Regions from separate parts of the Homo sapiens genome. Here all the other regions are linked to region 1. Evidence: chromatin loops called from intact Hi-C (ENCODE). Cell type or tissue: IMR-90. All regions are shown on one strand. Region 1 overlaps LOC124900621 (a long non-coding RNA gene). Region 2 overlaps TSHZ3 (teashirt zinc finger homeobox 3). Region 3 has its middle 59 kb from the start of TSHZ3-AS1.

Evidence for each region. Hi-C counts contacts between places; a loop is a spot of excess contacts. Peaks named below come from ENCODE experiments on the same cell type or tissue, not always from the same donor. Only the 100,000 strongest peaks of a DNase experiment are listed, where the experiment ranks them.
Region 2: a loop joins it to region 1, with 4 times the contacts of the local background. A loop is called at or near these places in 2 of 110 quality-filtered maps.
Region 3: it touches region 1 in a loop (2.5-fold over the local background); 2 of 110 quality-filtered maps call a loop at or near these places.

Annotation. Positions count from the first base shown.
Region 1 is chr19:31,124,525-31,127,024 of GRCh38, reverse strand. It overlaps LOC124900621 (a long non-coding RNA gene), which reads right to left. Exons shown (of 3, transcript XR_935901.2): 3 at 1,276-1,338. LOC105372356 (a long non-coding RNA gene) reads left to right here. Exons shown (of 6, transcript XR_935899.3): 6 at 1-440. Among named protein-coding and RNA genes, the nearest start is that of LINC01791, 42 kb to the left of the region's middle. In IMR-90, a CTCF peak has its summit at 1,396; a DNase peak (open chromatin) is centred at 64; H3K27ac peaks cover 349 bases.
Region 2 is chr19:31,337,256-31,339,755 of GRCh38, reverse strand. The region is part of intron 1 of TSHZ3 (teashirt zinc finger homeobox 3); the gene reads left to right. TSHZ3-AS1 (TSHZ3 antisense RNA 1) reads right to left here. Exons shown (of 3, transcript XR_002958388.2): 1 at 1-2,500. Among named protein-coding and RNA genes, the nearest start is that of TSHZ3, 11 kb to the left of the region's middle. In IMR-90, a CTCF peak has its summit at 1,510 (motif pointing left); DNase peaks (open chromatin) are centred at 1,085 and 1,525; H3K27ac peaks cover 2,269 bases.
Region 3 is chr19:31,261,557-31,264,056 of GRCh38, reverse strand. It overlaps a transcript of TSHZ3 not described here. Among named protein-coding and RNA genes, the nearest start is that of TSHZ3-AS1, 59 kb to the left of the region's middle. In IMR-90, no CTCF peak of the experiment used is centred here; no DNase peak of the experiment used is centred here; H3K4me3 peaks cover 349 bases; H3K27ac peaks cover 647 bases.

The DNA of each region.
Region 1 (2,500 bases):
CTTTTTCTGTAAAGGGCTAGCCAGCAAATATTCTCCATTTTCTGAGTCATTCTGTCTCTGTTGCAACCGCTTTGCTCTTGCAGCATGACAGCCCCCATACACGATCTGTAAATAAATGGACAAGGCTGGGTTCCAATAAAACTTTATTTAAAAAAGCAGGCTGGCCAGGCACAGTGGCTCACGCCTGTAATCCCAGCACTTTGGGAGGCCGAGGCAGGTGGATCACCTGAGGTCAGGAGTTCAAGACCAGCCTGGCCAACATGGTGAAAACCCATCTCTATTAAAAATACAAAAATTAGCCGGGTGTGGTGGCAGGCATCTGCAATCTCAGCTACTCAGGAGGCTGAGGCAGGAGAATCACTTGAACCCGGGAGGTGGAGGTTCTAGTGAGCCGAGATTGTGCTATTTGCACTCTAGCCTGGGTGACAGAGCGAGACTCCATCTCCAAAAAAAAAAAAAAGCTATAGCATATCAACCCCTGTTCTAATCTAGTCTTCATTTTATAGATAGGGAGACTGAAGTTCACAGAAGCAGAGAAAATTTTCCAAAGTCTCCCAGCCAATGAGTCATGGAGACGGGAGAAGGCCCAAGGATCCCACGGAGCTTGTTTAGTGTAGTTTCCACTGCATCAGGGTAGCACTGCGTGCAATGAGAGACTTTGGCCATTCTTAGATCTTAATGCCAAATTGTACCTGGCTTGCTACCACAGGCTAAAGATTAGAAGGGCTAGAATCAACAGTTAGGTGGTGATCAACTTGGTAGAAAGCGGGTTTGTCACCATGGGCCAGGGTCATGCTTTCACTTCTGGAATTTGGTTACTGCTGGCAACTTTTTGGGAAACAGTTTTGGGAAATTATGTAAAGAGAATTGTAGGGGGTTTAGTAGTGGCCTCCAAAAAGATATGAGCATGTTCCAGAACTTGCAAATGTAACTTCTTTGTTAAAGAGTCTTTGCAGGTGCTTTAAAGTTAAGGATCTCAAGATGAGACCATTCTGGAATATCCAGGTGGATCCTAAATCCAATGACAAGTGTCCCTGTAAGAGACTGAAGAGGAGAGGACACGCTTCTCTGCCTCCGTGGGAGAAGAGGAGAAGGCCCGGCAAAGACGGAGGCAGAGGTTGGAACTCTGCAGTCACAAGCCAGGGAACATGGAAGCCACCAGGAGCTGGAAGAGTCAAGGAAGTGTCCTCCCCTGAAGCCTCTAGAGGGAGCGAAGCCCTGTAGACATTGGCTCATTTTTGGTATTTTCTTTCTTTCTTTTTTTTTTTTTTTTTGGTAAAGATGGGGCTTCACCAGGCTGGTCTCGAACTCCTGATTTCTGACTTCCAGTTCCCAAACCTGTGGGAGAACACATTTATGTTGTCTCTAGCCACCAAGTGCATGGAATTTGTTATGACAGTTACAGGGAAGTAACACGGGAATTTTATTTTAAACCCTACATTTGGCAAAAAAAAAAAAAAAAAAAAATGGGCAAAAGACACAGACAAAAGTGGGCACAGCTTTGTGAGCAAATGGCCATGGCTTTTTGCAAATAAACTTTCTAGTAGGAGAACTTACTGATGCATGAGCCCAGGCAGTGGAAACTGAAGGAAGCAGTCTGGTTGGAGGAAGCAACGTCTCCATCCCAAAATCACCATGTCTCTGAATGAGAGTTCTTTCCACACCCACACATAAGGGGCAAGAACAGTGGAGGGGCCACAGCTGGGCTGCTTCCAGCATCTGCAGGCTTCCCAGGTCCAGGGAAGAGAAGCCAAGGCTGCATGCACTGGACCATGGCGGATCACGGATTGTTGGTTCCCACCGTAGAAAACTTCCAAAGCCTGCAGTAGCCACCTCTAATCGAGTGGTTCTCTCTTGGCACAGCAAAAATGTTCACCATTGAGTACTGGGCATTAGACTCTGGCCCTGGTGCCCTCTGGCAAGTGACACTAAAAATCTCTGAGAGATATAAGAATGAAAATCAGGAGCTTGGTGTGGTGGCTTATGCCTGTAATGCCAGCACTTTGAGAAGCCAAAATGGGAGGATTGCTTGAGGCCATGAGGTCCAGCCTGGGCAACACAGTGAGACCCCATATCTACTAAAAATACACAAATTAGCTGGGCATGGTTGTGCACCTGTAGTCCCAGCTACTCGGGAGGGTGAGGTGGGAGGATCACTTGAGCCCAAGAGGTTGAGCCTGCAGTAAGCAATGATGGTGCCACTGCACTCTAGCCTGGGTGACAGAGCAAGACCCTACTCTAAAAAAAAAAAAAAAAAAAAAAAAAAAAGAATGACATCAAGATATTGTGCATTCCATCACAGGTTGATGGAACTAACTCAGGGAAACAGCAGGAGAAACTAGAAAGTATATGCAAAGCATTTACTCAGCATCAATGGAACAGCTGCCTCCTCTATTCAAAGGCAATCTCTACGATGTCCTCTCTTTGGCCCCTGCCACCCCTACCCAGGCCTTTGCTGTGGTCGTTCTCCTGCTGGGAAGCCTAACCTGTTCCTCCCTTT
Region 2 (2,500 bases), 210 kb before region 1:
TTTCCCAGGCCTCCCATCACCCTGCCCTAAGTATGCACTTGAAACGTCGGAGAATTCATTTCAGAGTTCTGAAACTAAATCCTGGTGGAGAAGAGCTGCACCATGCCAAACAGTCGATTTCCTTTTCAGCAGAGTCATACATCACTGACCCACCCTTCCCTCCTGACAGAATGACATATGTCATTTATCATATGGGCCCCAGCCAGACTACGGGGAGGGGAGGGAAGCCCAGGTCCATGTGAGGCTGTCTCTTCCTCCTCTTGGTACTGTACCCTGTGGCTTGCAGGAGGGAGCTCTGCTGATTTGGCAAGAGGGAAAGGGAGGAAAGAGGCTGGGCAGGGGAGAAGGGGGTAGAGCCTGCTTCTGGATGGCTGGGTGCGTGGCGTGGCGGGTGGGAGATTGGCAGAGGCACGGGAGAGGTTATGCTCATTCATATTATCTGCTAAACCACACTGTTCAGCCTTTGACACTCTTCTGACTTTTTTTCCCCCCTTTCTCATTCCTTTTCTCTTTTCCCTGCCTTTTTTTTTCCCCATTAGTCAAGGGGAGAGAAAAAAAAAAGAAAAAAGAAAAAGGTTGACAGGTATCATTCAAGCCACCCTGGCTTGCAAAGGGTGGTAGAAATGAATCTCAGGGCTCCTGACTTCACATGATTCAAACGTGCGTTATTGAAGATGGATGTTCCTTAAAAAAAGATTGATGGTGGATGCCGGGCTTCGGGTACCATTTATCATTTTGAATATTATTTAGACTTGCCGTGTAAACCTGTAACTTGAGAGTCGGACAAGCTGGGGCAGGGTAGGGGCCTGTGTGTGTGTTTCTATCGATTGGCCTTGCCTTCTCATTGCAGCTGACCAGACACAAACCCTCGCATGTGCAATACAGAAGACTCCCCCACTGGAAAAAAAAGAAAAAAGAAAGAAAGAAAGAAAGAAAAAAAAGATGGAGGGAGGAAGGCTTTAATTTTGAATAATTTCCAAGGACACAGAGAAAAATGAAGTATCTGTGATTTACACTAAAGCTCACAGGCAACTTTCTCTCTCCCTCTTTTTCTTCCCCCACAGAAGCAGTCACGTACAAAACATTAAAATATAAACAGAGCTGCAGTTGCTGAAGCCAGAACCCTTGTCTGATTTTTTTTAAACTCCGTGTCATGCTAAAAAAAAAAAAAAAAGAAAAAAAAAAGAAAAACCAACACCGTATCTGAAAAGCTTAGCACAATATAACTATTAAAAAAATCTTTTGGTTGGCTTGGTTAGTAGTGTGAGAATGAAGAAACGTAAAGACTTCCACGTCTCAGGAATATTTCAGATAAAAAATAATCTTTTGCGGCTCCCTGCCCGGGCTCCCAGCAGCCTCTTCCCCTTTGTGTCTGAGCTCTGTCCCCTCTGCAGGGCCCCAGCAGACCCCCACCAGGCCTGATGTGGACAGCTGTTCCCAAGCCCTGCCAGTTAATCGCTTCTGGGTTTGCACCCTTGAGCTGTGTGCACCAGGACACCCCCACCTACTGGAAGTACTCAGGGACGCAGCCTGGTTCACTGACACAGCCCCCAGCTGCCTGAGGAGTCGGTGAAGCTCTGGCCTTTCCACCTCTTCTGCTGCAAGAGGCCTTGCAGCCTGCTTCCCTGGTGGAAAAAGGAAAGCAGAAACTCTAGGCCTTCCTGCTGGATCTACACTACTGGGAGAGCCCCGATAGTGCAAATTTAATTGGCAGGGATTCTATTAAATATGTGACTTTATTTGGGGTTGCTAATGAAATCAAAGGCTTGTTGTATGACTTACAGTGTGGACATTAATTTTTAAGAATGATGGGATAGAAAGTTAGAACGGAAGAGTTTTTCTACCTAAAGAAATGAGAATCTAGAATTTGTGAAAGGGCTGAATGTTCCTATCTTGCTGCTTCTGGGACAAACTTTTCCCTGACATGTAAAACGCCTGCAACTGCCATGAACAGGAAAGAAATGGAAATGGTACTGATTCACTCATCAACTCCAGGCAACTTTGTGTGTGTGTGTGTGTGTGTGTGTGTGTGTGTTTATTTTGAAATAACTTTATTCGCAGCCTAACACTTTGCACTGCATTCAGCATGACTTAGAATTTACTTTTGGTGTTGTCCAGCTGCTGCCAAAAATTGGGTAGAATCAGATTGGTATTCTTTGTTGGTGCCTGGAATTGTAGCCAGTGGTACAAAGGTGATGTTGTTCCTTGCTGAGACTTCGTGGAAGAAGGCAAAACTTTGATCATCTGCCCTTGCACTTGGGCAGTGTTGAAGGTGATTGGAGTACAAGTGCCAATTTGCAGGAACAATTGTAAACACCTTTGATACAAATGCCATCATCCCATTTTTACTGATTAGAAAAACTTTGCTATTAATAGGTGCAAAGTCCATTTCAGGTATAATTGGTAAGGAACTGAGTGCACTCATGGGAAGAAACCTTGTTTTGTTTTTTGTTCGCTTTTCTTCTTATCCCCTTTTCTCAGTTTTATGGCTGGAGACATG
Region 3 (2,500 bases), 140 kb before region 1:
ATTGGCACCTATTCTACATGGGGTCTTTGGTCGGGTGGGAGAGCTCCCAGCAAGGAGGAGTGACTTGCCCAAGGTCACACACTTCATGTCAGTGGCAGAGCCAAGGCTGGAGCTATGGGCCTCCCCCTCCTCCCCCACTGTTTCTGCTACCCCGTACAACTCATTCCATGGAGACTAGAGCTCTGGTGCCTCACTCATCCGTTTTATTTTATTTAGTTATTTAATTATTTACTTATTTATGTGGTTATTACCCATCTAGTTCCAGAGATAACTTAGGGCCTCTATACAGCTCATTAATTGCCTCATTGCTAGCTAGAAACAGTGGGACTGGCTGAGAGGGGTGGGGATGTGAGGAGTGGGGGGGACCCACAGGATCTGTGAGACATGGAAACCTGGAAGCCTGCTGCAGGGCACACTGTCCCCCCTCTCTTGGCCCCGCACAAAATGACATCATGCAGGAAGTGGCCCCATGCAGGAAGTCCCTCCCCCAATAAGTCCCCCACTTGCCACAGGGCACGTCTTGCCCTGACCAGCAGGACGGGGGCACTCCAGCTGGGGAGAAGGCAGCTTTCCTTCATGCCTTCGCAGCTCCTCGTGCTCGCTGCTGGGGGGCAGCCGTGGGCAGCGGGTGGCGAGGTTATGAATGCCAAGAGGAGAGGGGCTGCTGTCACATCTCCATGCAGCTTTGCAAAGCTTCATAGGATTCTCATCCAGTGCCCACACTCCCCACCCCCTGCCATTTCTTTGTCCTTCCTCCATGAAAATGACCTGTCCTAAAATTAGTGCCAGAATCCACATGGATTCTAATATAATCAAGGTGGGTTCAACGGCCTTGAGAATTTGGAGGAGAGTTTCCTGTCCCTGTCCTCCGGGACCTCCAAGTCCTGGCTCAGAGGCTGCAATTCTGAGCCAGCCATCTTCAGACCCCGGCAGGGCAGAGACCCACACCACCCTTCACGATGCTGTCTGCCCTGGTCATTTCTGCTCACCCAAGATGTCCGTGCCAGCACTGCCATCAATTAGTCCTGAGGAATGGACAAAGGGGGTTACAGGAAATTAATTTCATCTGGGTTTTCTCTCCTGAGGTCCTGCCTGGCAGTCAGCGCTCTCAACACCCACATGTCCGCAGCCCAACTGTTGCGTCCATCAGCTCTTGTCCGAGTTAACTATTCATTTTATGTATTTTAATTTGGGCAGAACATTTATTTGGCTTAAATTTCCTTTTCAGGGGTTGGAATGTGCCTTCCACTCACAGGCAGAGATGATCTGCTCGAATTTCGTCAGAAGGAGTTTAGTTTACAAAGATAGCAACTGAGCTATTAAAACCAACAACCCCTTTTAAAGCAAACAGACCATTAAAATATAGGAACAGTTTATGGCATAAATAAAATTGAGGATATAGATTATTTAAAGATAAGATTTTCAAGAAACAGGGATAAAAAAACATTTAAATAATTTCTCCACGGTATATATTTTTTTTACAAAGTGAACTTCAAAATGCAAATGCAAATTTTTTAAAAAAAAGCACAGAAAGACATTAAAAACCTATCTTACTAGTAAAGACATATGAAAACGACTTGACTTTTTCTTCTTGATCTGTGTATGATTTTTAAGAGGTGGAGTGGGAGGGGGGAGCTCTTCGAATTCATAAATGGTAGCATTTACCCAGCTCGTGAAATCACATTGTGGAAAAAGAAGCAAGACATTTGCTTCTAGATCATTCTTTGCAGCTGACTGACAGATACAACAATTTTGTCCATTAGTCCGAGCCATTGTCTTCCCTCAGCACTGAAGTACTGTACCGCGGAGGTAGATTTCCACTGCTATGCATATTTTAAGGGTTATTTGGCAACACGGGTAAAGCTAAAAGTAGCCTCTTAATCTAATTAATTGACATTTCTGAATCTTGCTTTCACAACAACACATGGTTTCATGTTCTGGGTTTTAGCACTTGTCAAGCTTTTTTGGAGAATGTTTTGGTCAGAATGACAAGATAATTTGTGACTGAGGCTCCAAGCTAGAGAAGTGTTTAAGGCTATAATGATTTATTATCATCACAGAATAACAAAATTTACAAAGTGTTTCATCAGAATTTTTGAAATAAGTTTGCCACCATAGGAGAATCATTGGGGTGGAGGGGGCTGGGCTCGCAGACAGGGAGGGTTCCGACTTCATATACAAACTCAGCCGTGACTGATGGCTTAACATCTCTCTATGAAATTTATCTCTGCACGTGCCTTGAGAGAGAAACCACAGAGTACTTTTGGAGGACAAGAGGTGATAGAACAAGAACACAGAGAAAATTCAGACCTCTCCCCCGGTTTCTGTAAGCAGGAAACCCGAGTCCCAGCTCCACTTGTAACGTATATGTGGCTGCAGTCAACGATGAATTTCTACATTTTGGCAACGGTCAGAGTGAAAGTAGTCGCACTATCTATAGAAACTTTGAGATGGAGAACACTTGGAGTATGCTACTGAAAATGCAAGAAACACATTTTTG